Linked DNA regions of Homo sapiens: region 1 is linked to region 2. A link is an interaction called in ENCODE POLR2A ChIA-PET data of the cell type or tissue named here. Cell type or tissue: MCF 10A. All regions are shown on one strand. Each heading gives the region's core, and the rest is flanking DNA. Links, peaks and the distances in the headings are about the cores only.

What was found. ChIA-PET counts read pairs that join two places held together with the same protein. Peaks named below come from ENCODE experiments on the same cell type or tissue, not always from the same donor. Only the 100,000 strongest peaks of a DNase experiment are listed, where the experiment ranks them.
Region 1: POLR2A ChIA-PET joins it to region 2 with 5 read pairs; 5 of 35 experiments call an interaction of 5 or more read pairs at or near these places.

Annotation. Positions count from the first base shown.
Region 1 is chr18:48,992,002-49,008,104 of GRCh38, reverse strand. No RefSeq gene overlaps it. Among named protein-coding and RNA genes, the nearest start is that of DYM-AS1, 24 kb to the left of the region's middle. RefSeq lists enhancers at 6,293-7,203, 10,891-11,589, 11,947-12,714, 12,715-13,484 and a silencer at 7,796-7,985. In MCF 10A, for the core only: no CTCF peak of the experiment used is centred there; DNase peaks (open chromatin) are centred at 9,774 and 10,864.
Region 2 is chr18:48,840,971-48,857,073 of GRCh38, reverse strand. All of the region lies in intron 10 of CTIF (cap binding complex dependent translation initiation factor), which reads right to left. It overlaps CTIF-AS1 (CTIF antisense RNA 1), which reads left to right and starts at 15,196. Exons shown (of 3, transcript XR_935449.3): 1 at 15,196-15,585. RefSeq lists an enhancer at 12,036-12,536. In MCF 10A, for the core only: no CTCF peak of the experiment used is centred there; a DNase peak (open chromatin) is centred at 8,193.

The DNA.
Region 1 (16,103 bases), core at 7,524-11,523, 150 kb before region 2:
TCCCACTCTCCAGAGCTTACTCCTCTTAATAGTTGAGAGTGAATCCTTCCAGACCTCCCGCAGTATAGAGAAGCGTTTCTTGTACACATGCACATTGTAACCAAAATGCTTCCCATTCTCCTACTGCCTCCAAAGTCAGCTCCCCAGCTTGGGGCCTGGGATCCTGCATCACCCGTCCTCCCTGGCACATCTCATTTTATTCCTGTATCCATTCAACAATTATCTAAGCATCTGCTATAGAGAACCAGACAGACAGACTCAGTCCGCGTGGAGCCTGCGCTCTGGTGAAGGAGACAGCAAGTAAACCAAGGAGATACTCTTAGATGTCGCTAAGTGTTTGTCGCTCCAGACCCCTCGTCACTGTCTCCTCGCCTGGAAGACCTTCACTGTCCCACTGACGTTGCAATTCCTCCCCATTCTCTAAAACGCATCTCTTCCTAATTACCCAGCCTGCTGGGATCTCTCTCCTCCTCCAAACTTCGTCACTACTTAGTAAGTGGTGCTATGTATTTCAGTTTTCACTATGAAGTGACATTTGTCCTGTGAGAGTGTTAGGCACCTATGTTAATCACCTAGGATGTGCCAGGTTCCGTGCTACAGAGTGAGGCCCGTTGATTAAAGGTCACAACCCTACAAATTTGTTATGGCCGTTTTACATATGAGGAAACTGAGGCACAGAGAAACAAAAAGACTGACTCAAGGTCACATAGGGTTGAAGCCCGGGTCAGCCTGAGCCCCAAGCCCAGGAAGGTTCTGCAAACTCCACTGCAGGAATCATGTCTCGGTCCTGTAGCCCCCATGACAGCCATCCCTGATTGCCTAGGGCAGCCCTGGCTTCAGTCCTTCTCCCCAGCGCATATAGAGTTTTGTTCTGAAAACGTGTTGTTCATCCCCTGAGCCTTGTGCTAGCTGAGTAGTGTGGTTTAGAAAAAAACATGGAGTGTGGATTTTGTGGGTGCCCCCCACTTTTCCCACCTCATGAAGGGGAGAGAAAAGGTCTGTGCATGGAAGAAATGCCAGGCTGAGAGAGGAGTGGGTGGAAGGAGGGGGCGGCCCCTGGGCTCTGCCTGCGCTGACGAATCCTCCCAGCGTGTTTTGACACGTCTCGCTCCGAGGAGGGTGTAATTATTTTCAGTAAGGGTTTCCTAACGTATCATTAATGGATCGTTTCCCGCCTGCTGCAGAAGGCGGTTGCTGAGAGACTGGGTGAAGGGGCACATTCTCTAAATGTGCATGAGAATCTAGAGGAAGCTGGATGGTGGCCCAGCCGCCACATCAGCCCACCCTGCTCCCCAGCCCCCTCCTCACCACAGCAGACTCCCAGGAGCCAAGCATTCCCTGCCCAGCACTGGGGGAATGAGAAATTCTGGAGCTTTCTTTGTGCCTTTTTCCAGGATGGATTGGTCCCAGGCCACTAGGCCCCGGGTTACCTTGTACTGCATGTTTCTCCAACGGTGGCTGTGTCCACACTGCAGTAGCGTGAGGCTGTGTGTCACCTCCTGCTAGTGGGATTCAGTGACCTTTTGAGAGGACTGGTAGAAACACCAAACACCAGCTCCTTTATCTGGGCAAACTCTTTTTGCCCAGTTTTGACAAACTGCTTATCCTCTCTGAATTCAGTTCTCTGTCCATAAAATGGAGATGGTAAGGGTGGAGGGGTGGGTGTGGAAAGGTTAATGGGCCGGGCGCGGTGGCTCACGCCTGTAATCCCAGCACTTTGGGAGGCTGAGGGAAGCAGATCACGAGGTCAGGAGCTTGAGACCAGCCTGGCCAACATGATGAAACCCTATCTCTATAAAAATGCAAAAATTAGCCTGGCATGGTGGCAGGCACCTGTAATCCCAGCTATTCAGGAGGCTGAGGCAGGAGAATTCCTTGAACCTGGGAGGCGGAGGTTGCAGTGAGCTGAGATCATGCCACTGCACTCCAGCCTGGGCAACAGAGCAAGACTCTGTCTCAAAACAAACAACAGACAAACAACAGCCGGGCACGGTGGCTCACGCCTGTAATCCCAGCAGTTTGGGAGGCCGAGGCGGGCAGATCACTTGAGGCCAGGAATTCAAAACCAGCCTGGCCAACATGGTGAAACCTTGTATCTACTAAAAATACAAAAAATTAGCCAGACGTGGTGGTGGACACCTGTAATCCCAGCTACTTCGGAGGCTGAGACAGGAGAATCGCTTGAACCCAGGAGGCAGAGGTTGCAGTGAGCCAAGATCACACCACTGCACTCCAGCCTGGACAACAGAGCGAGACTCCGTCTCAAAAGAAAACAAAAAACAAACAAACAAAAAAAAAACAGAAAGAAAGGTTGGTTCATGGGTACAAACATGTAGTTAGATAGAAGGAATAAGCTCTAGTGTTTGATAGCAGAGTATGGTGACTTTGGTTAACAATAATTTATTGTATATTTTAAAATAGCTAAAAGAGAAGATTTGAAACGTTCCCAACACAAAGAAATGACAAATGTTCAAGGCACTAGATATGCTCATTGCCCTGATTTGATCATTACACATTGTATGCATATATCAAAAGATATCACATGCAGCCCCAAATAACGTACAATTATCATGTATCAAAAAAAGTCAAATAACCAAACTTACACCAAATAAAATCAAGTACTCTAACAGTAAAAAATACATTAATTAAAAAGATAAAAAGCAAAAGCAATTATTTTTAAGAGAAAAAATGGAGATGGTGCCTTGAGTTTGTAGAAATTCTGAGAGAATTAGAGCTAATGTTTGAAAAGAAGTCAGAATAAAACATGCTCAAGAACTAGTGGTTGGTGGGAATTGAACAATGAAAACACTTGGACACGGGAAGGGGAACATCACACACCGGGGACTGTTGTGGGGTGGGGGGAGGGGGAGGGACAGCATTAGGAGATATACCTAATGTTAAATGACGAGTTAATGGGTGCAGCACACAAACATGGCACATGTATACATATGTAACTAACCTGCACGTTGTGCACATGTACCCTAAAACTTAAAGTATAATTAAAAAAAAAAGAAATAGTAGTTATTGCTGTTTGGGGTTATGTGGATTTTTCATTCATTCATTCAACAAAGACTTATTCTGTGCTTCCCCAGCCAGAGTCAGGCAGATTTATCGGCACTCAGGATGCCTCAGTGAACAAAAGGGGCAAAGATTCCTGTCCAAATGGAGTTGACATTCTAGTGGGAGAAGTTAGCCTCTAAGCAATAACATCATAAGAAAATTACATGAAATAGAAGAAGATAATAAATAGTGACAAAGGGAGTTGAAATTTTATTTTATTTTTTTTTGACACAGAGTCTCACTCTGTCACCCAGGCTGGAATGCAGTGGCGCTATCTTGGCTCACTGCAACCTCCCAGGTTCAAGTGATTCTCCTGCCTCAGCCTCCTGAGTAGCTGGGACTACAGGCACCTGCCACCATGCCCAGCTACACTATTGTATTTTTAGTAGAGACAGGGTTTCATCATGTTTGCCAGGCTGGTCTCAAACTCCTGGCCTCAAGTGATCCAACTGCCTCAGCCTCCCAAAGTGCTGGGATTACAAGCGTGAGCCACCGCACCTGGCTAATATTTTTGTATTTTTAGTACAGATGGAATTTGGTCACGTTGGCCAGGCTGGTCTCAAACTCCTGACCTCAGGTGATCCGCCCACCTCAACCTCCCGAAGTGCTGAGATTACAGGCGTGAGCCACCGCACCTAGGCCAAGAGTTGAAATTTTAAATAGAGAAGGGGACACTGAGCTGAGACTTGAAGGAGGTGAGAGAGTGGGTGATACAGGTACAGAGAGCACAGCCAGGACACAGGCTGAGGGCAGGGCGTGTTTTGGTGTCCGCTGGTCGGCAAGGAGGGCTCTGTGGCTGGAATGAAGTGATTGATTGGGGTGTAGGGGCGCGGGGCCCATCAGGTAGGTCCTTACAGACCAGTAGTCCTCAAACTTGAGCCAGGACTGTCAGGACCACCTGGAGGATTTGGGAATCCCAGCTTGCTACTCCCCCAGCCCCACCCAGAGTCTCTGGTTCAGTAGGTCCAGGCCAGGGCCTGAGAGACTGCATTTCTAACAAGCTCCCAGGTGCAGGTATGGGTGGTCTGGGGGCCCTACTTTGAGAACCGCTGTAAAGATCACTGCCAGGTCTTTGGTTTTACCCTGGGTGAATGGCAGCCCTTGAAGGGGTCAGCATTTTGAGCAGAGACTCAGTGATATGGCCTGCATTTTGAAAGGATTCTCTGGTTGCCATGTTGATGTGAGGCTGCAGGGGAACGAGGGTGGACACAGGAAGGAGAGTGAGGAATTGAAATTTCCAGATGAGATTGCCGTGGTAACGCCGGTGGGGAGAGGTGGTGGATTCTGGCCATATTTTGAAGGCAGAGCCAATAGTATTTCCTGATGGATTGGACACTCGGTAGGAGAAAGAGAGAGGCCAAGGGTGACTGCAAAGTTTTTGGCCTGAGTAATACGAAGCTGCCATGAGCCCAACTGGGGAATCCTTCAGGAAGAACAGTTTGGGGAGGAGAAGCTCAGGAGGTCGGCTTTGTTGAGTTCAGGAGAGAGGTCTGGGCGGGAGAGTGAATGTGGATGTTGTCAGCCAACAGGTAAGATTGGATGAGACCATCAAGGAGACAGGGAGCCAAAGGGGCAGGGTGGAGTTCAAGGACCAAGTTCCGGGCATCTAACCCAAGAGGGCAGGGAGGAGAGGAAGGAGTCTAGGAGGAGGCAGGGGAGGAGGGAGAGGAGGTGGGGGAGGAGGGGGGAGGAAGGGGGAGGGGAAAAGGGAGGAGGATGGAGAGAAGGGAAGGAGGAGGACGAGGAAGAAGGGAGGAGGTGGAAGGGAAAATGGAGGAGGGGGAAGGGAAAAAGGAAGGGGACAGGTAGAAGGGGAGGAAGAGGGGGAGGAGGGGAAGGAGCCTGTGTGAGGAGGGAAAGGCAGGAGGGTTATGCCTGGAAATGAAGAAAGTGAGTCAAGGGGGAGGACATCCCTGCGAATGCTGCTGATAGATCAGACACATCAGGCCAGGTGACGACTCAGACGCCACCGCTGGGCTCGATATCATGGGTTATTTGGGTTCCTGTCATTCCTTCAGGTTCGTGACTGACTCAGTCGTGCATTCATTCGGGCATCTGCTGAGCACCAGCTCCGGGCCAGGCTATGTTCCAGGCAGTGTCAGGGCCATGGAGAAATGGCAGCCCCTTCCTACCCTTGAGGCAGGTTCAGGGGCACCCTGGTGTGTACAAAGCACTTTAGCCATTGCAAGGGGTTTCTGCAGAAATTCTTTATTCTCATTCTTCACAAAGGCATGTGGGAAGAAGGGGAAATATTGTTATCTGAGGGCCCTGTAGCCCAATGTGGCTCCGAAGGGGTTAGGTGCTGAAGTTTTGATGAGAATCTAAGTTTTCAGGCCTTTCCATGTGTCAAGGCTGCCTGGCAGAAAGCCTCTGGGTAGTTGGAGGACACTTGAGCAGTCTGTTCCTGTGTTTTTCTTGGGTTTTCTACTTTTTAATTAAATAAGTAATCATGAATTTGTGTCAACTGCGCATGATTTAGATGATACCAAAACATACAGCGTGGAGTGGGCGTCTTTCTCCCTCCTGACCTTCCGGAGTCACAGCCGTCCCAGGCTTGCTGTGTGCCCTCCAGGGTCCATGCTGACAGCAGAAACAGAGGCAGCAGGGAGGCTTCTCCCATTATATACGCGGGTCTCATGGTGCGTGTGCTCCTGCAATTTGCTTCTTGTTCTCACTGTGTCTTGAAGACCCTTTCTTGTCAGAACCAAAAATCCATTTTCATAGACTCTGGTGGCCTGAATGCTGCCCGGCCCCCAGCCCCTTGGGACTCCCCACCTCCCTGCTCAGCTGGGCCAGGGAGGCTCCCAGCCAGGAGGTCAGAGGCAAAATGAGGCGGTGAGAAACTCCTGCCCGCTCCCCTCCGAGGCTGAGGCTTGGTCAAGGCTGTGTTCTTCCCCCACCGAGTCCCGCAGGTCAGTCCTCAAAAAGCAGCTCTCTCCCTGCTCTGTCACCCACCCTGCAACGGGAACTGTCTTCCTCCTAAGCCTTCAAGCTGGGCAGGTGGTGCCTTGTCTCTCCTAACCTGCCCCGCACCTTTGTAAGTTGTCCCTCCACCCCCTTGTCTGTCACCCCTTCGAGGCCCCTCTAGGACTCCCTGTGGGGACCATGCCCCAGGCAAGCACTTTCTAGGTCCAGGCACAGCTCGGGGTCCTTTTCAAGCATTAACTCATGCAGTCCTCACACCAGCCCTCAAGATAGGAATTGTCAGCCCCATTTTGCAGGTGAAACACCAAGGTCCAGTGAGGTGAAGCACCTTGATCTCACTCACCCTGCAGGTGTATTAGCTGGGCCCCTAGGATGGAATGGTGTCTCATGCTTTCTACATGTGACCTTTGGGGCATTTGAAGCCGGGAGTGTGCTGGGTGTGGACACGGGATAGCTTCCCCTAATTGCCCACCTTCCTTCTCTTCCTTCCTTTCCTGCCTCCCTCTCAAGCCATCCAGCCCTCAAGAGTAGCTGCTCTGGAGGCCAGTGTAGTGGCGCAGGCCTGAGGCCTCAGTGGAGGAAGGCTCAGATTCAAGGAAGACACACACGTGGCAGGCCCTGGAGGAGAGGCAGCCCAGAGCCTGTCTCCTCCTGGGGCCTCGGCCCTGAGCAAGCTCGGCCCTGAGCACATTCCCTCCTTCTACTCCCCACTCCCCTGAAGGTCCTGTGCTCTGCCCAGGAAGGGCATGGAGTCCAGGTCTGCCTAGAGCCTCGGGTTGAGGCAAAGGGCACGATGCCAGCTGGCCTCATCAGAGGGGTTGAGCCTGCGGGTATGAGGGCGAAAACTCCAGGCTGGGTCCTGGATCTGGGGGCTCCGAAGGCTGTGGAGGGAGCCACAAGGCACCCCTTGCTCCACCAGACCCCAGCTGCCTCCGCCCCACCCCACAGCCCAATTCACCCAGCAGATTCAGGAGAACAGAGACCTAATTATTTCTACCAACGGCCTTAACGAGATTTCACAGAAAGGCTCAAACTGCTCCCCCATCTCCTCCCTGCCACCTCCACCTTCCCTGCTCTCCCATCCCAGGGCCTCTTGTGCTTCTTGAGAACCTCATTTTTCCAGGATACTTTTCCATCAAAAAGAGACTAATGAGCCTGGCACGGTGGCTCAGACCTATAGTCTCAGCTACTTGGGAGGCTGAAGCAGGAGTATCAGTTGAGTCCAGGAGTTCGAGTCTAGCCTGTGCAACATAGTGAGACCTCATCTCTAAAAACTAAAAAGTAAATTTAAGGCTAGGCACTGTGGCTCACGCCTATAATCCCAGCACCTTGGGAGGCTGAGAATGGCAGATTGCTTGAGCCCAGGAGCTCAAGACCAGCCTGGGCAACATGGCAAAACGCTGTCTCTATTAAAAATACAAAAATTAGCCGGGCATGGTGGTATGTGCTTGTAGTCCCAGCTAGTTGGGAGGCTGGGGTGGGAGGTTCGCTTGAACCCAAGAGGTCAAGGCTGCAGTGAGCCATCATCACACCACTGTACTCCAGCCTGGGTGACAGAGCAAGACCTTGTCTTAAAAAAAAAAAAAGAAAGAAAGAAAGAAAAGAAAAGAAAAAAGGCAGGATGTGGTGGCTCACTCCTATAATCCCAGCACTGTGGGAGGCTGAGCCAGGCAGGTCGCTTGAGGACAGGAGTTTGAGACCAGCCTGGCCAACGTGGCAAAACCCCGTCTTTATTAAAAATACAATTAGCTGGGTGTGGTGGCGGGCGCCTGTAGTCTCAGCTACTCAGGAGGCTGAGGCGGTAGAATTGCTTGAACCCAGGAGGCGGAGGCTGCAGTGAGCTGAAATCGAGCCACTGCACTCCAGCTTGGGCAACAGAGTAATACCCTGTCTCAGAAAAAAAGAACAGAGATGCTTGATGTCACTAATCATTAAGGAATGCAAATCAAAATGACAATGAGCTAGCACCTCACACCTATTAGGCTGGCTACTATTTTTTTAAAATAGAGAAAATAAAAAATGTTGATGAGGACGGAGAAATTGGAACCCCTGTGCACTGCTGGGGGTAGGTAAAATGGTGCAGCCGCTGTGGAACATAGTACGGTGGTGCCTCAAAAACCTCCACATAGAATTACCATATGATCCAGCAATCCCATTTGTGGGTATGTGCTCAAAAGAACTGAAAGCAGGGTCTTGACGACATTTCTGCACACCAGTGTTGACAGCTGCACTGTCCACCACAGCCAAGGGGTGGAAGCAACCAAATGACCCTCCGCAAATGAACGGGTAAAAAAAATGCGGCCTATCTACACGATGGAATACTATTCAGCCTTAAAAAAGAGAAGGAAATCCTTTCATGAGCTACAACATGGATGAACCTTGAGGACATTATGCTGAGTAAAATAAGTCAGTCACAAAAGGATAAATACTGTATGATCCCACTTTTACGATGTATCTAGAGAAGTCGAAATCATGGAAACAGGCTGGGCGCAGTGGCTCACGCCCGTAATTCCAACACTTTGGGAGGCCCAGACGGGTGGATCACTTGAGGTCAGGAGTTCGAGACCAGCTTGGCCAACATGGTAAAACCCTGTCTCTACGAAAAATACAAAAATTAGCTGGGTGGGCTGGCACATACTTGTAGTCCCAACTACTCGGGAGGCTGAGGCACAAGAATCGCTTGAACCTGGTAGGTGGAGGTTGCAGTGAGCGGAGATCGAGCCACTGCACTCCAGCCAGGGCGACAGAGCAAGACTCTGTCTCAAAAAAAAAAAGTCATGAAACCAGAAAGTCAAATGGTGGTTGCCAGGGACCGGGGGGTAGGGAAGAGGAGTTGTTTAATGGGAACAGAGTTTCAGTTTGGTGAGATGAGAAAGTTCTGGTGAGATGAGAAAGTTCTGGAGATTTGTCACATGGCAAGGTGAACAAAGTTAACACCACTGAACTGAACACTTAAAAATGGTTATGAAGGTAAATTTTATATTATGTGCTTTTTACCGCAATTAAAAACAAAAATAAATATAAACTGACCAATGAACAAATTATAAAATCTTATTTTAGTGGATAGCCTGTGTTTGCTTGTTTAGGGGCTTAGAGCTCTATTTTTACTGATACACACACTGACTTCATTATATTTTCAAAACCCAACAAGCAGGTCACCTCCATTCTCATCGGCCAGCACCTTCTCCCACCGCAGCCCTGTTCTAGCATCCCACGGCCTCTCGAGATCTTACGTCTTCCCCAGCACCCTGGAAGGGCCCTGGGCAGAGCACAGGGCTAAGACCTGATGCCTGGCCGAGGGTCTTGGAGCCTGAGGACTGTTGGCTCCTGCAGGACAGGCAGCTCTGCTCAAGCCAGGAGAGGAATGTCAGAGCCCAGAGGGTGCCCAGGGCCCCTGAGACGCTTGCCAAAAGGGAAAAGCTCAGCAGCTGGTCAGGGAGGGGACGCTGGGCAGGAGTCCCTTGGCTCTCAACCTTGGCTGCACACTAGAATCTCACGGTTACATCAGAATCAGGATATTTTAAAGCACCCTAGGTGGTTCCAGCATGGAGCCGAGGCTGAGAACCACTGCTCTAGAGAATGGGATGGAAGGGTGTCCCCACGGGGCTCAGGACTGGGCCTGTTGTCAGTGGGAGGTCTGGCTCGGGGCCAGGACACCCTCCCAGCCTCCACCCCAAGGCTGGTGAGCGCAGCTCTCAGCCGCACCTGACCTTAGTCAAGAACTGGCAGGCAGGCACCAAGGGTCCCGCCTGGAATTCCAAGGCAGTCACGCATTCCCCACCACCCTGGGAGCCAGGGGTGTTACATCATGTCCAGGGCCCTGAGTCACTACGGATGTCTCTCCTGATGGCCACAGAAAAGCAAGCACCCAGCAGGAGGGAGGAAGCTGTGAGCACAGCCCCACGCCCACGTCCCCTCTCAGAGCAGCCCCATAAACAGGACCAAGCTATTTTAGGGGAAGAAGATCAAATGTGGGGATCAGTTCCCCCAGCTACTTTTGACTCAGTCCTTCAGGCTATTTCTGTGAGGGCGCAGGCTGGTGTCACCCCGCGTCACCAAGCACTCTGGGCCTGAAATTAAATGTGTCTGCTGGAAGAATGAGTGTGAATTCCTATAGGATAGATGGTTGCCTGGCAACACAGTGTCACGGCCAAAACATGGGCCAGGGCAGGATGGGCGCGGGAGACACTCAGGTTTGCAAAGTGCCAACTCAAGCCTGTGACAGTCTCAAGGGTCTCTGAGACTCAAGAAACTGATATTTGCCCAGGACGCCTGTGGACCTTTAATCACAACGAAAGAGGGTAGAGTGTGGAGCTGAGCCTTGTGCCTCTGGACACATTACAGCCTGGGCCTCTACCAGGACCCAGCACCGAATTATGATCAGTAATTCTGTATTATTTTCCTGAAGGAGACACTCTTGCAAATTGTGTAAGCTTCAGGGCCCCTCAAAACCTGGAGAATCTTCTGACCCCTTTCCATACCAAAAGAAAAACTTCTACGTGTGAGTATCCAGATAAATTTTATGTAAAATAAACACCCCGGCAATGGAAGGCTCATGGACCAAAGCTTTGGTCAAACACTCAGTTAAAATCAGTTCTGGGTAAATAATTGGGAACTGGCAGGAACTTTAAAATCCACCTAGCTCGTCCCTTTTCTAAGAGAGGGAAATGCAGCTCTGAGAGGTAAGGCGGCGCTGCCCCCCTTAGAGGGTTTTCAGCAGCGCCTCCCATCTCTGCAGGTCCCTGGAGCTGGCAAGAAGGGGAATTGACCTATGATTAGTTTTGAAAACGTGCCTGGGAGGTGAAAGACACAGGGTGCAATGTGGCATTTTTATTATTCTTGTGATGTCATCACTTTGAGAAGCTTATCTATACACACATCTCCCCACCCAAACAACAAAGTCAGCTTCAAAAAAGAAAGCCCTGAAGCAAGCTGTTTGTTTCATGAGTTGCTTAGCAAGCCAGAGGCATCTGCTCTCCAGATTCTAAAACTGTAGGTGTCGTGGGCCGCAGAGGCTCCCAGGTCTTGCTGGCCCTGGCCTGCCCTCCCCAGGGCAGCCAGGCCGCAGCAGTGTCTGGGGGGGTAGGGTCAGTTCAGGGTGGTGCCCAGGAGGAGGAGAAGGCCTAAGCCAAGACAAGCCTCAAAGCCTCCTCTTCTCTAGCGCTGGCCCTGCCCCACTGACTTCCAGAAACCTCTGCCAGCCTCCCTGCCTTTGCTCCCAATTCACCCGTCCTCCAGAAGTGAGACCTGGAAAGAATTGCAGAGGTCATTCCATTGTAGCAGCTTTTCAGGTGGAGCCTTGAGGCTCTGATGTGCTCGGGGTCTGCGGACCATGGGCTGCTGACCTCTCATGCATGCTTGGGGGTTTTTTGGGTTTTTGTTGTTGGTTTTTTTTTTTTTCTGAGTCAGGGTCTCACTCTGTCACCCAGGCTGGAGTGCAGTGGTGTGATCTCAGCTCACTGCAACCTCCGCCTTCTGGGTTCAAGTGATTCTCTTGCCTTAGCCTCCTGAGTAGCTGGGATTACAGGCGCCTGCCACCGCGCCCGGCTAATTTTTGTACTTTTAGTAGAGACGGGGTTTCACCATGTTGGCCAGGCTGGTCTCAAACTCCTGACCTCAGGTGATCCACCCGCCTCGGCCTCCCAAAGTACTGGGATTACAGGTGTGAGCCACCGTGCCTGGCCACCCTTGTGTTTTTCTGAATCACCAGTCTTTTCTCCTGAAATATCACTGCCCTAGGTCCTGTTCCTGTGGGGATTGGCTGGGCCAGTGGTTTTCAAAATGTGGCTCCTAGACCAGCAGCCTCAGCCTTGTCTGGAAACTTCTGAAACAAGCAAATTCTCAGGTCCCACCCCAGACACCTGCTGGTTGGGAACTCCGGGGCTGTGACCAGCCTTCTGTGTTAACAAGCACCTCAGGCGATTCTGAGGCACCTACAGCTTGGGCACCTTTCTCTAGACAGAAGCTCTATGAAAGCAGGGAGCCACCTGCCTTATCCGCTGCCACTTCAGCAGGGCTCCTGGAAGATGGTGGCTGCTCAATACGTGTTTGTTGAGTGACTATCCTAGACCCAAGCTAGAGCTGCTGAAACTGGGTGTGTGGGAGACCTTATGGACATCTGCATTTCAGCAGGCCTTCCAGGGGAGCGGGTGATGAGGGGCTGCGAACACCATGAAGGGGCAAAGGGCCCCAGTTCCTCTGGCTGGGGTGTTTGCTGGGCCTGAAAGCAGAACAGGCAGCTGACTTCGGGAATAGGAGCTCCTCTATTCTCACGCTGTCTTTATTCAACCAACCTCTTTTATAGAAATGGTCCTCTTGGTTTCTAGGACACGAAGCTACTGAATAATCAAGAAATGAAAGATGGGTCCATCACAAACCAGACAATTGCTTGGGACTCCGAGGACGTCCTGTCGGCAGTTCTCAATGCAGAGGAACCCATGTGGATGCGTGGCTTGCGCCTAGGCTGATCCCCGGCCTGGCTCCAGGCGGGCATCACTGTCTGCCCTGTACTCTGCCTTCCCGCCGTCCTCACCAGCTTGGAGGATTCTGAAAGGGAGCCCATGCCTAGGAGGTCTGGCGGCTTCTCCTGCCATCCTATTTCTGGGCCTGGCCACAAGGAGGTTTCCAAGAAGGGCCCTTGGTCAATATCACAGACAGCTCTTGGGTTCCTGAGCTGTGCCTTGTTAGGGCAGACCATAGAATCCAGCCACAGGCACAGGCTATCACCACCACCTGCTCCATGTGGGTCCCTCCTCTGTGTACTGGAGGTGTGAGGACACTGCTGGGGCTCAAGTTACAGGCCCTGTACCCCTCAAAAGACAGAGTCTGACTGCAGAGGGCAAACACTCCACAAAGCCAACTGAAAAGCATTGAGTGGGAAGGCAGTGGGGAGCTCTGAGTGTGACCCCCGTGCCGAGGCATCCACTCAAGGGCTGATGGGTGGGAGAGGCGCTGGGACCTGGGGAGCAGGATGTGGAGATGGGAGTTCTCCTGGGAAGGCAGGTCTTGCAGGGCTTATGGCAGGACGGTACAGAGAAGGGGTCCTGGGAAGCAGGGGACTGGTGTGGGTTAGGTGGGTTGGGTCACTGTTTGGGAGGCGTGACAGTTGTCTCTGCTTTCCGCACGCCTTCAAACTCAATGGCACGAAACTGGAGGGCACAAAGGCCCTCCCCTCAAAACCCCCAAATCGCCCACCATCTCTGCGTCCTGCTACTGGCCACATTTTAAATTGCCCGCCATCTCTGCGTCTTGCTACTGGCCACATTTTAACAAATGATGTTCAGCATTTTTCCCTTTGGGTTTGTCAGAGCAGGGTTGTCCCTGGATGTTCTGTAGGGTCGTTGTGTCGGGGGCAGGGGTGGGGGAGGAGTAAAGGGGTTGCGGGGAGGAAGGGAGGGAAGCACCCTGGGAACTATTTCTACACAAATAACTAGCTATTTTAGTTTCCCTACTGGACTAAATGCCAAGTATCAATTAAAATTTTTTGAAGAAAAAAACAGATGTATTAATTCTTGCTTCCTCCTTTTGTTGGCGGGTCTGCTCTTTGCCATTTGTGAGGCCGTGTGTGGGTGTGAACGTCTGTGTGTGCACATGAAAGGCTGCGTGTGCTGGACACGTGCTGTATCCACACATGTACTCACACCCGGATGAGACGGCACCCTTCACCAATTATGAAACTGCTTCACAAATCCAACCTCAGAAATGACTGGATTTAGCGTTTTTATGGGGTGGGATGGTGAGGCACATCCCCCCCACATGCCGTCTCCCATGAGGACAGAAAAGAGCATCATACTTTATTTTATGACCAAGAGGTCATTCGTCTATATCTGCTCTTGAAAGCCACTGAGGACATTTTGCCAATCACTAGGAGAAACTAAATAAACAGAGCCAAACAGTGTCAGCTCTCTGCGGCTGAGTAATTATGAGGAATTCCTCTTTAAATAGAAGTTTAAGTAAATATAGAAAGATCACTTTACAGAAGGCAGCTCCAGAAGAGATGGGGGAGCGGGGCCACAGGCGACCCTTCCAAGTCAAGGAGAAGGTAAAGGCCGAGCTTGGAGAAACCAGAACCGGAGGGTTTCTGGTATGAAACAGACACGCTTCTCCTTCTTCCGTGCCTGGAAGCAATGTGCCAAGTTGTTTCTGCCTTCATCTTGGCAGGCTTCAATTTCGGATGCTTCATTTATAAAAATGGCTTCTGTTCTGGGCCTGGGCTTAAACCCTGGCCCTGAAGACTCACTCTTGTCCGCCAGCTCACCAGGGCTCTGTCCCATTGGTCACTGTGCTGAGCCTTGGAGGAGGGATGGAGTGTGGGGAACAGGTGGAGCTCGGGAGATCACTGCAAACCGAGAGGAGCCCTTGGTAACGCGTAGTAACTAGTTCGTGATACTGTCGGTTGGTGCTAGGCGAGTCAGAAAGGCCAATGAGCAATGGATGAGTGGAAGATGATTGTTATCCTGGTCTGGGGAGACAGAAGGCCTCTCACAAGTCTGACCAGTCCCCATGGAGAAGCCCCACCTAGTGCGAGCTGCCCACTCTATTCTGTGAACATGAGGGCTGTGCAATGATCTCTCTCCCCTTGTCTGAACATTCTCTGGTCCCCCGCAGGGCTGTGAATTCCCCATGGTCACGGCAACTGAAAAAGTCGTTGCCTTGAAAGCTCAAGCAGAAACTGTGTTCTGCACTGTGAAACACCAAGACCCGTTCTAAGTCCCTACCACACAAAGACTGAGAAGTCCTGGAAGGCTTCCCAGGGGAGGTAGCACACGAATGATGTTTTGAGGAATGAATAGGAGTTTGCTGGAGGAAGGAGGCAGGGCATTCTAGAGCAGGTGGACATCTCAGAGGGATCAATCCCAACATGTTGGGAAACTCTGAGCAGACAGGGAATAATGGCTGGAATGTGGGTGGAGGAGGGAAAAGATGAGGGCAGATGGGAGCGAGGACGAAGGAAGGTCAGCCTCCTTCCAGAGGACTCTGTCCTAGAGCAGTGGGAAGCGATGGGAGGAGTTAGGCAGGAATGTGGCACACCCAGGCTCCCCTGTTTCAGACTTCCCAAGGCGGGGTATGAAGGCTTGAAGGTGGATGAGCGTGGCAGTGTGACATTAAGTTAACAGATGGCTGCAGTGGTTTGGTGACAAATGACAATGCCTGGCCCAGGCTGGTGGAGGGAGGTGGAGAGCAGTAGACAGAATGGGGAAGTAAGTGCTGAAATCAGCCATGAAGTTAGTAGGGGTGGGGGCAGGAAGGAGTCAAGGACAAGGTTGAGGAAATCTGTCGGATGACGCTGTCATTTGTGCATTGGGAAAACCAGAGCAGGAGCAGACTGAGTGTGGCCAGGCTGGGGCTGTGCCTGGAGAGAGGGTCTACACGCAGCTGGGTGAGGGGTCCGGAATTCAGAAAGGAGGTCCGGGCTCGAGAGGCCTTGGGCACAGATAGCATTTGAAACCGTGGTTTGGGTGAAGTCACTCCTTGGAGAATGTGGAGCGAGGACAGTACTGAGGCCAGTCCCCAGGGGACCCACATTTGGGGCAAGTGGCAGGGGAGACTGAGGAGTCCACTGAGAGGACAGTTGGGGGAGTGGGGAGTGTTCTAGAAGATGAGGCAGGAGGCAGAGGAGGGGACGGTCCATGGCATCAACATCACCCAGAGAGGGCCTGAAAAGCGGCCACTGGATGACAGCAAATGAGGCTGGAGGCCATGAAGAGGCCTGTTCAGTGAAGAAGGGGACACCCCAGCTGGCCTGGCCTGCAGACTGGCCCTTCCAGCAATTGCCACACTTCCTCCTGCCAGGAACATGGTTGCCGCGATAGTGCCAGGCGGGGGACACCATCCGGCCAGTGCTGGACAAGGAGAGGGGAGGAGCCAGACCCATGCCCTCCTCCATGTCTGACCCGAGCTTGAGGCTGTGGGGCAGGTATGAGGTGAGCCTCTATTCCTGCCGGAGCAGAAGCTGCCACCTTACTGTGGGTCTGCACTGGGTGGCCAGCATGAGGTGCCCGGGTAAGGCGGCTGGCCCTCGCCTGCAGGACAGACCAGCTGTGACAGTCATCTTCCTGGGTGAGCTGGGTGTTAGCAGTGTGGGGAAAAGGCGTTGGAGAAGGTGCCTTCCCTGGAGA
Region 2 (16,103 bases), core at 6,569-10,568:
AACCCACAAACCTGTGGACTTACTCAGGGGCTGGAACTGTTTCCTAACTAGGGCCATGGCTGGGCTGCTCAGCGCTCAGTCCTGCCGTGCTACAGTCCATGCTTCCCCCGACTTGCCTGGCTCATTCTCTCAATCTCTCTGTCTCTTTTAAATTGAGATACCATTCACATAACACAAAATCCACCATTTTAAAGTATATAATGCAGTGCTTTTTAGGATATCCCCAGAATTGTGCAACCATCACCACTATTTAAGTTCTGAACATTTTCATCACTCCCCATACAAACCCATACCCACTAGCAGCCATTCCCTGTTCCTCCTCACTCCAGCCTCTGGCAACTCCCCCCGATTCTATGTCTCTATGGAGTTGCCCGTGCTGGACATTTTATAGAAATAGAATCACACAATATGTGGCCTTTTGTGATTGACTTCTTTCACTTAATGTTTTCAGGGTTCATTCATGTTGTAGCATATACCAGTATCTCATTCCTTTCTGTGGCTGACTAATATTCCATTGTAAGGATATGTCACATTTTGTTTATCCATTCATCTGTTAATGGACTTTTGCGTTGTTTCCACCTTTTAGCTATTAGGAATAGTGCTGCTATGAACCTTCGTGTACCAGGCTTTTCCTGGATGCATGTTTTCAATTCTCCTGGATATTACATAGGATTAGAATTTCTGGGTCATGTGGTAACTCTATGTTCAGCTTTTTGAGTAGCTGCAAGACTGTTTTCCCACAATGGCTCCATCATTTTACACTCTCACTAGCAATGCATGAGGGTTCTGGTTTCTCTACAGCCTCACCAATGCTTGCTATGTCCCAGTTTTCTGATTCACTCTCTCTTGAAGCCCCAGCAGCACTGGTGTGCTGACACCGAGTGCCTGAAACCCTCTCTGGGCGTGGCTTCCGAGAAGCTCACCAAGCCCCACGGACCACTCCTACCACAGCCCTCTTTGCTGGCTAATGCTTTTTCTCTCAGTTCCTAAAACAGGCATTCCTCCAATATTTTCCTCCCCAAATAGTTATTGTCAAGCTTCTGCTCTTCTCAATGCCGTCCCCTCCTGCCATGTCGATCATCACGACTCTCAGGGACCCCACATCTAGCTCGTCTGCACGAACCTTCCCACACTCATTGGGCTTCACTTTCTGGATGACACTATGGCTTTATCATCTTTGCCTCAAAGCAGCTCCATGTCACCTCCAGCTCAAAACCTCAGTCATTTTGCTCTCCCCTTACCATCCATAACCAAGAAGGTACCAGGTTCTGGTAGTTTTCCTGGTAAAACGTCCTGGAGACATTTTAGTCCCACTTTTCCAGGTCCCTGGCCTTACTCAAAGGTGAGGTTTTGTTGCTTCCCTCATGGAGGACTGTCCCGCGTCCTGATGCGTCATCCTGGTCCCCACTTCCTTCCCCTGCAATTTATCTTGTACACAACTGGCCAGAGTGATCTTCCTAGCATGCCACAGCCCACGCTACTGTCCCGCTTAGGAGATGTTGGACGCAGAGACGGTTCTGTTGCTGGCAAACTCGAGAGCATCACCTAGTCACAGGGATCCAGGTCAGGCCACAGTTAACTCCTAACCCACAACTCAAGGGAGCCCAGTAACCAACATCTAACTCAATTCATGCAAAGGTGATTCACTGCTTTTATGGAGAAGCATTTTGGCACATTTCATGTACAGAAATCCTTGAACTATGTCTAGTAGGTACTCAAATATTGAGTGGAATGTGGAATGAATGAAAATATACTACATGCTGTATAAACCATAACAACAACCTTCCTACAACTTCCATAACCTCAAAGTCAGTAGAGATCAATCAGACTACAGACTGGGTCTCTCTGATCTCAACACAGTCCTGTTCCAGATGCCAGGTCTCCTTGATCACACTGTAGAGAGATGCCGAGGTGGCACTTCGAAAGCAGCACAGATCTACCAAAACAAAAGAGACAAAGTCACAAGTACCTGCCGAGCGCCTGCGCCAGGCCAGCACAGTTCACTGCAGAGAACAAGACAGACCAGGCCCTGCTCCAGGGCGGTGGAAATGCAGCTCCGGGGCGGTGGAAATGCAGAAAACAAACCAATAAACATCTCTATCAGATGGCGGTAAGCACTGTGATGCAAAGCAGCACTTGTGAGGTGATGAATATGTCAATGAGTGTGGTTGAATCACTCCACATTGTATACATCTTGATCACAGCTCACTGTAACCTCAAACTCTTAGGCTCGAGCAATCCTCTGTCCTCAGCCTCCTGCGTAGATGGGACCACAGGTGCAGGCCATCATGCCCTGCTAATTTTTTTTTATTTTTTGTAGAGACAGGGTCTCTCTATGTTGCCCAGGCTGATCTTGAACTCCTGGCCTCAAGTGATCCTCCTGCCTTGGCCTCCCAAAGCACTGAGATTATAGGTGTGAGCCACCATGCTTGGCCTGGTTTATGTCTTAAGGGGACCATTCTGCCTGCTGTAGGAGGGAAGGGTGGACATTGAGGGACCTGGCCAGGCATGGTGGCAGTGTGGCCTAGGGCAGCAGCAGGGGCAGAGAGCAAGACGGGTCAGGCCTGCACACGTTTGCCTCTAGAGTGGATGGGGAAGGTGAGAGCTTGGGGCCAGGGAGAAATCATTTCTACTTCAGGCCCCTCTTTGGTTAAAGCCATGGGTTTCCATGACTTCTTCCCATGCAGGTTAAAGGGCCGCACTCCATAGCTGGTGTTTAGACTCCAAATGACTTTGTATCTTTGGGGCTCTCCATCCTCTCTCCATCCTTTAAGGCTGGGTCACTTCCCAGCTGTTCCTCGGACCCTTCCTGACCACCCCAGTCCCTGCCCTCCCTGCTTCTCACTCCCAGGCACTCCTGCTTTCCCCCCCATGCACATTCCACACAAGTTAAGACATTTTCCAGGGTGAACTGTCGGCTTCTTGAAGTCAGGGACAGTGCCAAATTCATCTCTGCTGCCCTTTAACCCCAAGCAAAGCCCCTGGCAACAGTGGGGATTCATGAACTGTTGGTCAACATGATTTATGCATTTCTTTTTTGCATTTTTAAAAGGAAGGGTAGAAGGTGAGAAGAGGGTAAAAGATGGCATTCTGAGGGCACATCCTCATTTACTCACGGAGAGCTGGAGCCAAAGTTTTAATCTGGGCATGATATAGTCAAGAAGGAGAGGCAAAATCATGCCCAGCCAACCCTGGGGACTGGTCATGTTGCTGGCTCAAAATCTGCATTCTGCACATCCTTAATTCTTCCTGTCTCCTGTCACGTTGCATCCATCCACCCAGCCTAGGGGCCCCGCAGCAGGAGCTACAGCATTCACCACAGGAGCTGAGGACCCACGGCAGGCTTGGCTGCAGGCCAAACTAGGGTGCAGGCTCCAGGGCCGTAGGAGTGCTTGATTGGCCAGAGCCACTTTCAGGGACCAGACCTCATTCTCCTTGGTAACTTGGTCAGAACTGGCCTGAGAACTGGGTTTGCAGCAGATACACAGAAAAGAAATCGTTTTGGGATGAGTGAGCAGAGGTGGGCCTTAAACTGCTCAAATGATGAGCAGGTGGAGAGCAACGGTCAACCCAGGGGAGGGAACAGTATGGGCTGCACACGTGACAGGCACTGAGGACCCTCGGGGTCTCGCATCCCACCCACATATTTCCAACTCTGGGCCTCTGCATACTTGTCGCTGGAAATTCTTGGCCACCGCAGATCCACAGACCTCACTCCCTCATCCTATGCAGGGCTCTGCCCAAACATCCCCAGGGCAGACAGGCCTTCCCTGAGCAGCCACCATCCCCCACCTACCTCCCAGCTCACCCTTTTCTGCGGCCCCTGACATATTATATACTTGTTTGCCTATTGCCCGTCTCCCCGCTCTAGAAGGCAAGCTCCATGAGGGTAGGGCGATGTCGGTCCACTGCTCTCCCCAACATCTGGCACACACTGGAAAATATTTGCTCAGAAACATGCTTTGGGAGGCAGGGAGAAAACTCGCCCAGCTGAGAGTCTGTGACAGGAAAGGAAAATGCTCACCCAGAGAGACTGCTTGCAAGGCCCTCTGATGCACGTACCTTTGAAAAGATGAGAGTGAGGGGGATGTGGTTACCTACCCCTCCCCATACCCCTGTCACCAGAAGGGACATGGCACAGAATTATTATCGATGCGTCTGCAAACATAGAGTGCTTGTAGAAATACAAGCTGGTATCACTCTATAGATGGCAATTTGGTGATAATCATCAACAACAGAAGTGTCCAAAACCCTCTGACCCAGCAATATTACTTCTAGGAATTTATCCCACACATATAACCACACACATGCCATACAACACGTGTACACTAGTTGCTATACTATTTTTAGAGCAAAAGATTGAAAGTAACCTGGACCTCTCCCAACAAGGGGACTGGTTAAGTAGTTACAGTATGCCCATGTGGGCTACTCTGGGGCAGTGACCCCTCTCCCGCACTGGGGTCTGCGGATCCCCAAGGAGAGCCAAGGGAGGCTTCCACCAGTCAGTGCCTGGGGGACTTTCTTGGGCCACAGGCAACGGTCTCCCTCATCTAGAGGACCCAAGAGGCCGGGATAAAGATTAGTAAGCAGGTTCTAGAAAAAGTTGGAGGTGGGGGGTGTGACTCATCCTGCAGCAAGCCTACCTGAGTCATGGGGTCCAACATCCAACTGCGAGGGGCTGGTTCAGGGCCTGGGAGGGTCCTGTGACTGTCTGGGACTGGGATCGGAGGGAAAGGTGGGCCTAGCCACACTTACTCAGCAGGGAAAATGGGGATTAACATCAGGAGAATTCTGTGTGGTCTTGCTGGAACTTTTTTTTTTTTTTTTTTTTTTTTTTTTTAAGACAGGGTCTCACTCTGTCCCCCAGGGCAGAGTGCAGTGATACAATCATAGCTCACTATAGCCTCAACCTGCTGGGCTTAAGCAATCTTCCAGCCTCAGCCTCCCAAGTAACTGGGAGCAGGGGTGCACCACCATGTCTGGCTAATTTTTAAAAAATTTTTTACTAGAGACGAGATCTCACTATGTTGCCCAGGCTGGTTTTGAACTCCTGAGCTCAAGTGATCCTCCCACCTTGGCCTTCCAAAGTGCTAGGTAAATTATAGGCATGAACCACCCCACCTAGGCTGGAACTTCTTTCTTATAGTAAATTTCCCTCATATGCTTCCCTAGGGTGCTTAGCAGGAAAAAAAAATCCTTAAAATAAAAATTGCTGGTAGAAATCACAGGAAAGGGGGAAGGTAAGTATCTGGTGGGAATGAAACTCCAGACAGAGTGGGTGGTGGCCCTGGGTGGGGAAGAGGCAGAACCCGGGAGCTGATGCGAAGGAAGGGAGGGCAGCTGGGGAAGCAGCCGCAGGCGGATGTCGCTGGCTGACACAGTGGGGCTGCTCAGTCAATGCTTCTCCCGGGGAGGGAAGTGCGCCTGGGGCCCTGGTGTGTCCTGAGACTAGCTTCTCAGGGGGCTCTGGTCCCTTGCCTGTGCCTGCCAGGTTCTGAGGTTTAGGGACAAGTGAAGTAATAATATGAGAAATTTCGAGAAGAGCCAGGGCCTGCCAGGCACTAGAGGCTCTCAATGTGGCTGCATCTCCCTCCGAGGAGAGAGGGAGACGCTGACAGGGCTGCGTGGAAGCCTCCCGGAGTCCCAGGGGTGTTGACAGTGAGCGCTTTGCCCTGACAATCAAGGGTCTCCTCCTCGTCTCTTCTGCAGCCCACAGCCTGCGTGCCTTCCACTTTCTGTGATGGGGCTGCTTGGGCCTGCAGAGCGGTTCCACAGTCTCCCTGCTCTTTTTCTTCCCTTCTCGTATCTTTGTGACTTCCCCTTCCCATGCCTTCTTCCCTGGGCACGCCCAAACTCCCCGCAGGCAGGCTCCTGGGGCCACTGCCCCTGCTCCCCCTACTCCCCCAACTCCTGTCAGGGCAGAGGACAGACTGCCCAGGGCCCTAAGGCAGAGCTGGGGGCGGGTTCTCAACCCTAGAGCCCCCCCTTCCAACCTTATCTTTCTCTGGGTTGTTTGGGAAAGTCTGCATGAAGCCAAAAACCACATTGTGCGAGAGGCCCTCTTGCAAACGGCCTGCTGGGTTTTCTCAAGGAAGTCAGGGAAGGAGTTTCTCATCTTACTTGTCCCTCCCAGTTGCTGGAACGCAGAGAGCACAGGAAGGGCCTTGGTGGCTGCAGACCATGTCCTGTCCTCCCCACACACACCTGCTTGGTTGCTGGCTTTTGAGAGTGGATTCTCAGACCCTTCGGGGTGAAGGGATGGTGGAGGATGCTCCCTCAGCCTCCCTTGGATGGGGCACACAGCTGAAGGCCCCACCTGCTGCTCTGTGTCAGAACAAGGGTCTGGCCTGCCTCTTCCAGGGGGCCCTTGGCACAACTCCACAGGCTTCCTCCCTGGGGCCCCGTCAGTGCCATTGCCCTCCCGGGCTCTCCATGCTTCAGGGTGACCAATGGCTGCCCAGAAATCCCTACTGAACTTGCCTTTAGTGGGTATCATCCCAAGGGAAGAACCTTTCCAGTCTTGTCTATCTTGGCCTAAATGACCTGTCCTATGTCCCATTTCTTCAGGGCTCTGATTTCCTAAGAGACAGCTCATTTTGGGGATAAACGAATCCCTGCCAGTACGGAGAGGGCCGACTAGCTCTCTCATTTATGTATGTTCTATTTGGGATCGCCAGGAGACAACAGCTTCACTTAGCTCAAACACAGATCTCAAAAATTAGCGGCATCTTGAACAGTGACTTGGACACTCATGTTCCCAGCAGCATTACTGACAATAGCAAGAGGCGGAACAACCCAAGTGTTCACTGAAAGATGAATAAATAAACAAGTGGTAAATCCATACAAGGGGAATATCACCCAGTCTTAAAAAGGAAGGCCATTGAGACACATGCCACAACACGGACGAGCCCCGAAGACATTATGCTAAGTGAAATAAGTCAGGCACAGAAGAACAAACACTGTATGATTCCACTTCTATGAGGTCCCTAGAGTAGTCAAATTCATACAGACAGGGAGCAGAATGGTGGGTGCCAGGAACTGGGAAGAGGGAGGATGGGGAGTGTTTCATGGGGACAGAGTTTCAGCTGGGGAAGGTGAAACAGTTCTGGAGATGGACGGTGGGGATGGTTGCCCAACAGTGTGAATACGCTTAATGCCAAAGAAGTGCACCCTTAAAAATGGTTAAAATGGGCCGGGCACGGTGGCTCACGCCTGTAATCCCAGCACTTTGGGAGGTCGAGACGGGTGGATCACGATGTCAAGAGATCAAGATCAACCTGGCCAACATGGTGAAACCCCGTCTCTATTAAAAATACAAAAATTAGCTGGGTGTGGTGGTGCGGGCCTGTAGTCCCAGCTACTCGGGAGGCTGAGGCAGGAGAATTGCTTGAACCCAGGAGGCAGAGGTTGCAGTGAGCTGAGATCGTGCCACTGCATTCCAGCCTGGCGATAGAGTGAAACTCTGTCTCAAAAAAAAAAAAAAAAAAAAAAGTTTAAAATGGTAAGCTTTACATAATGTTATATGTATATGTATGTATTTATTAACCAATAAAAAATGGTTTTTAAAAAAATGGCAGGCTGAGCGGGGTGGCTCATGCCTGTAATCCTAGCACTTTGGGAGGCCAAGGTGGGTGGATCACTTGAGTCCAGGAGTTTAAGACCAGCCTGGACAACATGGCAAAACCCCATCTCTACTAAAAATACAAAAATTTGCCAGGCATGGTGGCAGACGCCTGTAATTCTAGCTACTTGGGATGCTGAGGCAGGAGAATCGCTTGAACCCAGGTCGCAGAGGTTGCAGTGAGCCGAGATCTCACGACTGCACTCCTGCCTGACCGACAGAGTAAGACTCTGTCTCAAAAAAAAAAAAAAAAAAAAAAAAGGCATTGGTAGGAGCAGGCACCCTCTGTGTGGGCAGGACTGTCCCTCTCCTCTGCTGTCACCTCTGGAAGACGAGCTGCATCCATGAAGGAGACCAGCCTGCTCTACCTGGGGGTCAGAGGCCCTGGGGTCGGGGGAGGAGCAGCCCACTCATCAGAGTCTCTGGCACTGACGGGGATGTGGGCGGGCTGGGGCAGGCAAGCCTCCCGTGCCCTCGAACGGCAAAATGTGTTTCTTGGACAAGAATCCAAGGCAATTGTGCGAGCCCACACAGTGTTTGTTCGGAAGCGAATGCATTCCTGTCCTATTGTCTCTGGCGGAGACTTGTTGTGGGCACGCCCATCATATCCTCCCTCAGGGAGAAACCAAGGTGCTCCAGTCAGGCTGTGGCTGTGGGAGGCCCCACAGCAGCCAGGGAGAAAGGCAGCCTGGTGGGAGTCTCCTGGAGTCCCTGGGGGAAGGGCCACGGGCACAGGCAGGCTGCCCAAGGCATGCCCAGGATGTAACCAGGCTGGTAGCTTGGGATGCCACCCTGCAGGGAGGGAAAGGGGGTGCTGAGAACTCATGGGGCAGCCTCGCTGTGCAGGGAGGGATGAGCACTGGCAATCCCAACATCTTGCCTTGCTAGTGAGGGGTGCAGTGTCCATCCAAGCCGGGCTGGCCAGCCCACCTTGACCACCTCAGCTCACCCACAGCACAGCCTTCTACTGTGGGAGAGCAAACCCAAGCCACCTAATGCAGCTGCAGAAAAAGCTCAGCCCAGCCCCTGCCTGGAGGAGCCTCCTTCCTTTGGTAGCGACTGGAGGTGGCCACAGGGGCAGCCATGAGGGAGCCAAAGTGGGAGGTTTGCAGAGGGCTGTGATTGGCGGGAGAACAAAGCCAGCCTGGGAGCTGAGGTTGGCTGGCTGGGCCGGTGGATGAGCCAGGGCTGTGGGGGGACAAGCTGAAGGTGTGGAAAGAATTGTAGGGCAGGAGAGAGGGAAACAAAGAAGAAAAGATAGTGACGGGTAAAGGCCGTGGTGGCGGAGGAAGCCACAGAAATGGGCACACATGCTGACAGTGGAGACAAAGGGGACAGGGGGAAGAATGAGGCAGAGTCAGAAGAACCACACCTGCAGGGCTCTAGGATGGTTGCCACCTACACGTCAGGAGTACCCTCCGGGACAGCTGGCCCATCCACCCTGTGCCTCTGCGGGACCTGGACCTGTACCTACAGCCAAACCTGGAGGACAGCCCAGGGACTGTGCCTATGGTAATGACGAGTCATCAAGAAAAGGGCCAATTATGTCTAGGTCTCCGTTCAGGGAGGCAGGGAAGTAGATAATCTATCCAAGAAAGGCTATCATCAAAAATGGGCATCAGGCTTGGAGTCAGAAGACCTGCTACACACTAAGACCAGCCCCTGGCATGCCACTTAATCACTCTGCATCTCAGCTTCCTCACCTGAGAACAGGGATAGTATCTGCCTAGGATTGTTTGGAGAGTCAATTGAAATAACGTATGTGAAAGAGCTTTGATAAGTGCAAAGCTTGATTCAAACGTAAGGTGTTATTATTGTTATGATGTTTCTATCTTTATAAACATGTATCTTCCCTGAAGATCTCAACATGCTTTGTATGCACCATTCCTTTTACCCTCATGACACTCCTGTGGAGACAGGGAAAGGCCACAGGTATTATCATATCTGCTTAATTGGTAGAGAAACTGAGGCTCAGTAGTTAAGTGGCTTGCACAACCCAGACAGACAGCAGGTCTAAGTGGAAATGGAAGGTGCTGGAGAGTCCTGGATCTGTGCTCTCTCCTTTACGGAATGATATTAATTTCCCACATTAGCTAATTCTTATTTTGCTGGTTGGAGCTCATAATTTTTTTTTTTTTTTTTTTTTGAGACGGAGTCTTGCTCTGTCACCAGGCTGGAATGCAGTAGCGTGATCTCGGCTCACTGCAACCTCTGCTTCCCGGGTTCAAGCGATTCTCCTGCCTCAGCCTCCTGAGGAGCTGGGACTACAGGCACGCACCACCACGACCAGCTAATTTTTGTATTTTTAGTAGAGATGGGGTTTCACCATGTTGGCCGGGATGGTCTCCATCTCTTGACCTCGTGATTTGCCTGCCTCAGCCTCCCAAAGTGCTGGTATTACAGGTGTGAGCCACCATGTCCGGCTGGAGCTCATAATTTTTAATTGTGTTGACTGGTGACAGGTCAACCTGAGCCTTCACAAAATTGAACTGATTTTACCTATTCTTTGTCTGTATTGGCCACTACCTATCCCTCCATCCACTCATCCACCCTTTTATCCATCTGTCTACTTGCCTACTCATCCATCCATCCATCCATCCACCCATCCATTCTTTCATTCATCTATCTATCCATCCATCCATCCTTTCATCCATGTATCTATCCATCCATCCATCCATTCATCCTTTCATCCATCTACTCACCTACTCATCCATCCATCCATCCATCCATCCGCCCATCTATCCATCCTTTCATCCATCTATCTACTCACCTATTCATCCATCCATCCATCCACCCACCCATCCATTCTTTCATCCATCTATCTACTCACCTACTCATCCATCCATCCATCCATTCATCCACCCACCCACCCACCTACCCATCCATCCTTTCATTCATCTGTCTATTCACCTATCCATCCATCCATCCATCCATCCATCCATCCATCCATCCATCTATCCTTTCATCCATCTATCTACCCATCTACTCATCTATCCATCCATCCATCCACTCGGCAACATTTATGAAATATCTATGGTGTGTTAAATGCTACGTAAGTACAGGGATAACAAGAGGAACAATAAGACTTATAATTTATAGTCTAGTAGGGGGAAAGCAAGAGACTTGCTAGGTATATGGCATTGCAGCATAAGAAGGAATAGCGGTGGTGGAGAACTCCAGGCATATGGCATGAGAAAGATGTAAAAAAGCAAAAAATGTGCACTAGCAGAGTACAATGATGAATAAGTATTTCAAGATGCCTAAAATATATGGTGCTGGGGGTGGAATGTGCTTATAAAGAAGGCAAAGGCCACATATTTAAGGGCTCTAGATGCCATGGTACTGAGTTTGGATTTTATCCCAAGGGACTGGAGAGCCACTGAAAGATTTTAAACTGGAGAGTAGCATAGTAATACCTGTAGTTTAGAAAGATCCTATCTTGCATAGCATGGAGATGTAGGTAGGGTGGTGTTTGGACTGGAGGCAGGGGGACCGTTAGAAGGTTGCTGTGCAAAATTGGGGTGGCTTGAATTAAGGCTGGCAGGAAGGGAGGAGGATATTTAAGAGGCAGAATATGTTAAGAGGCAGAAGTGAGAGTGAGGAAAAGGATGAGGTAGAAGATGGCCAGCCCCCAGGTTTGGGGTTTGGTCAACTGCGTAAGTGATGATGCCATCAACAATATTGGGAAGGCAGGTGGAGGTGGTTTTAGGGAAAGTGAATGAGTTCAGTGTTAGAAATACTGAGTCCAGGGTCCTTGGGGATGACCAGGGAAGATGACTAATGGGAGAATGGTAATCTGGGATCATCAGCACCCAGGGATTAGTCAAGCCGTTGGTGTGAGTGAGGTGACCTGGAGAACACATGGAATGAGAAGAGAAGACGGCAGGGGCTCCCAACCTGAACACAGCAATGCCTAAAGGGTGAGAGAGGAGGAAGAGGAATCCCCAAAGAAGGAAGAAAAGGGTGGTCAGAGAGTTAAGCAGAACAGGAGGAAATGGCGTCATGAGGGCCAAGAGTTCCAAGAAGTACAAGGTCACCAGTGTCAAAGCTCAGAGAGGTCAAGTAAAACGAACAATGACCAAGGTCCCCTGGATTTGGTGATTAGAAGAGCATGGGTGACCTTTGCCATGATGACTTCAGTGCTGCTACTGGGGCAGTGGAAGCCTGGGCTGGGCCCCGCAGGGTTGGAGAGTGTGAAGGAGGTCCAGAAGTGCAGACAGAAAGAGCACACCATTTCTTTCTTTTTCTTTGGAATGAATTTCTGTACTTTCTTCTCTCTCTCTCTCCCCCACCCCCAACCCCAACCCCCTTCTTCTCTTCCTTCCTTTCCCTCTTTTCTTTGTTTTTGGAACTTGCCTATGGAAGAAGAAAAGGGGAGGATGCTAGGGGAAAGACACTGGCACAGGGTCACCTAGAATGGTCTGGGAATCTGGTGTGGTTAAAGTAGGAGAGTCTTGAGCCAGTTTAAAGGTAGAGGTGAGGTGCCAGAGTGCAGGAGAAGAGGATAATCAGAAAGGAGGAAAGGATCAAGTACATAGATCTGCCTTAAAGAAGAGTAGTGTCGCCCTCTGAAGTGGGAGGAAGGGCTGGTGTGGCCATGGATATAGGTGCTTGTGTAGATGCTAATGTTGCCTAGCCTGGCACCAAAGCTACAAAATTAGTGCTGTTTTATGTTAATCGCTCTTGCCTGCCCACAGTGCAGACACCTTCAGCAGAGGGGAATGGGCCCCCATGCCACTTTTCCACCAGTCTAACATGGAGCCTTGGTATGGTGGTTATGGTCAGATGTCAGGAAATTTGTGGTTCTGACCTGGCCTTCAGTCCAAGCTTGTGCCCTGTGGTCTGGCTGCCAGCCCTCCTAACTAAGGCGGGCGGGCACCCTAGCTGCGGACCAGGCGCCCCAGAGGGAATAATTAGCCTCCTTCCTGCCGGGCTTGCAAACCACCCCGTACAAAGTAGCGACAGTGGATGTCACATGGGGGATGCTTCATCCCACAGCTGGCCCGGGGGCTGGAAATATAATTTGGGGCTCAGGGTAGACACCAAATTCTTCTGGAGACATTGGATCCAGAAGGCAGGGCTACAACTCCAGCGGCTTCTCCTGTGGACCAAGCTCCAGCTAGTGGCCTAGACAGGGGCTAGTTCTGTTCACAGTGCCTGCAGCCAGGAATCCCCAGGACCCTGGGGTGGGTTTGAGACTCCAGGGAAGCAGCTGTGCCTGCAGCCAGTGCCTCCCAGCTTCCCCTTTAGGCCCTCCCCATCCCTTCTGGAAGCTTCTTCTGTGCTCACTGCCCCCAGTCCAAGATCCCTCCTGAGGAGTGAACAGGAAATGCCTAAGGCAGCTCTGAGGTTCCCCTTTTGAGAGGGGGCCTCTGAGGGTGAACAGCACCTTCGGAATCCTCATGCTCACCTGGCTTACATATTTTGAGTGGTTGTTCTATGTGCTCTGTGTGTTTTTAAAGATCCATTTGATCTTTCTACCAGATGATCTGAGTTAGGCACCACTGCAACGCTCTTCATGTCACAGCTACAGAAACTGAGGCACAGGGAAGGAAATGATTTCTCCAAGAGCACACAAGTAGGTAGAAAAATAGCTTCACTCCTGCTCCCCAGTGAGTGCCCACATAAATAGGCTGATGGGGAGAGGCCGGCCAAAGGTGGGGTGATGGCACATCTCGTTTGCCTGGAATAGTTCCAGTTTTCACCTGTCATCTCAAAGTCATTAGTAAAAGCATCCTTTCCACTCTCCAAACTGCCCTGATGTGGATCATATACGGTCACCTAGATAAGGGAGGGGTGCTGGGAGGTTGGGAGTTTTTCCCAGGCCTCCCAGATCCCCTGGGTAGTCCACAGCCCTCTGGCCTATTCCATTTCCCTTCCCCGTGCCTCAGGGCCCCCATTATAAATGGGGCCTCAGGGCCATCTAGGGGCTGGGTAGCTGGGGTGGGGAGGAGGGCTCGAGAGGCTACCGAGTGTCCCATGGCCTAGAGATGGGTGGTTATCATCACAGGAGATCAGAACTCCTGGCTCGCAGGCGGCACCTGAGCCTGCAAGCCCTCCCCACTCCGCAGGGAACAGGATGGAGTTATGGTCACTGGGAACACTGGGCACAGCTCCCTGCTGGAGCGCAGGGCCCTGGGGAGGGCAGATGGAGGAGAGAAGGGTAGAAGAGCAGTTACGCCCAGCCCCGCACTGGGCAGCCCAGTCAGCAGTGCCTGGCCTAGGGGGAAATCTCTGACCCTCCCCACTGAGGCCACCCTCTCCAGGAAGGACTGCACTGTATGTCTGACTCTGCACAACAGAGCTCCTTGAGACAGGGGATAGTTTGGGCAGCCAGGGGCCAGTCCTGGGGCTTGGGGTGGGTGGGAGGCTCCCCTCAAAGGCTCACAGGTCTCTGAAATCACAGGTCCCTCCACAGCCCCGACATCCACCAGGCTGGGACCCCGGGCAAGCAGAAGGGTAGGGCAGGGGGCTCAGGCTGCCATCTGCTTCTGGCTGAGCCTCCTCCCTGCCCCCAGCTCCAGCCCCTTCCCCCAGTCCCTGCCCCTGCTTCTGGCCCCTACCTCCACCCACCTGAGGCCTGGACTTGACCTTGCTGGCTGTGGGGGCAGGGTGTGATAAGTGTCTCCGTGGAGGGAGCTAGCTGCCTGCAAAGGCATTTTCCGCTCTCTAAAGTAAACAATCAAACAGGAAATTAATCGAGAAACCCACATCAACGGAAGGTTCAGGTTGTGATTTTCACAGCCCCAGAGCCAGGAAATTCAAAGTTATAGTTCCCATAGTAACTTGCCTGTAGAATCAGCGACTGCTGGGCTGGAACAAGGCCCTGTGGGGTCACCTAGGCCAGCCCTGGCCTCTGGAAAGCATTGCCCAGCAGTAAGTCTGAGAGTCTTGGGGGTAGGCTGCTCTTCTGAGGCGGAACATTAATCCTGGGAACACTGTGAGGCCAGGGCTCTCCCTTCCGCGCTAACAGGAATGGGCGCTCGGCTGACCTCTCAAGGATTCCGTTGACCCATCTTCTATAATATATTCCCGTATTCCCTCTAGCACTCCCACCCACAGGCCTGCGTTCTATGAAACGGGAATAATACTCACCAGGCCTCCTGCCTCACAGGCTTCAAGGCAGCCAAGAGCGGGGCTGAGCGAGGCCTGGTTTTTCACACTCAGGCCCCACCACCCTCGTTCTACTCAGTCCCATGAGGCCTGACCTCCCCATCCCCGCAGCCCCTGAATCTTGTAATTGGCATTGGCCCATCCCCTGGTTGTTTCTCTTCCAAGAGACGTTTCAGTTGACTGACAAGTCCAGGAGCTTCGAAAACAGCCACCAAGGCAGCTCCATTACTTGAACGTCCCCGTCTCTCCAACCCTCCCACCCCCTGGCAGGACCAAATACATTGATATTAGCTGAGTGCACACTTAACTGCCCCCGATTGAGAACCAGGTAGATTTAATGAAACCGGAGGCAAAGCCTCCTCCACCTTCCAGTAGGTAGGGGCTGTGCGTCTTGGGTGGAGTTCTCTTTTGTGTGTGAGCGCTGAGGAGTCCCTGCCTGGCAGGAAAGGAGATAAGGGCGTTGGAGCTCAGCCCCAGAAGGAAACAGTCTGGAATCCTTCCCTGAGAGCCACCCTGCCCTCCCACCCGAGATGGCCACTGATAGCCGCCTGGCCTTATCAGCCAGGTGCGGGACCCCTGGGATAACACCGGCTGAGGAGACAGTGAGCGCTTCCCAGGCACCGGGCTGGTGGGAGAGGGGCCTGCCCGCCTGCCCGCCTGCCTGCCCACCAGCCTGGCCCCCGAGCCAGCGTCTTGAATCGAGCAAAGCAGTGGCAAGACAGAAGTGGCGCCTGCTGGAAAGAGACAGAGCGTCTCCTTGATTTCCTAACAGGCCCAGCCATATGCCAGGGGCGGACAGGCCAGCTCAGAACGCCGGGCCTGGCTTGCGAAACAGTCCTTTCCTCCTCTGGGTAAGCTTCCCTGGGGGCGACTAAACCACAGTCCAGCCACTCAATTCCCTAGAGGAGCTGGGCTGAGCCGGGGCCACGAGGGCGCTGCCCTAGGCAGAGAGGTTGAGTTCTCTGCTGTCCCAGAGGGAAGCTCAGGGAGGGCCCGGCTGCAGAGGCCACCCATCAGCTCAGAAGGAGGGCCTCCCCATGCCCAGAGCCCAGGGGCCGCTCCAGCCACTGGCCCCTGCTTGCTCACCAACTGGGCACAAGATTATCTGCAAGGCTATGCCAACCTACAGTTCCCTGAGACTGGGAAGAAGCTTCTTAGAAGATTGTTTATGGGATGCCTACATTAACCAGGTGCCCTCTTAAATGTAGGGGGCTTTTACCAACCTCAGACTTTACAGAGCATGAGTCAGGGAGGGCATAAATAACGAGCAAGGGTCATTGGAGGACTTAGAAAAGGGACACACTGGCCCACTCCTCTGCCACCAAGCACGGAATTTTGAAGAAACCTTTGCTTAAACCATGTTCTTTTT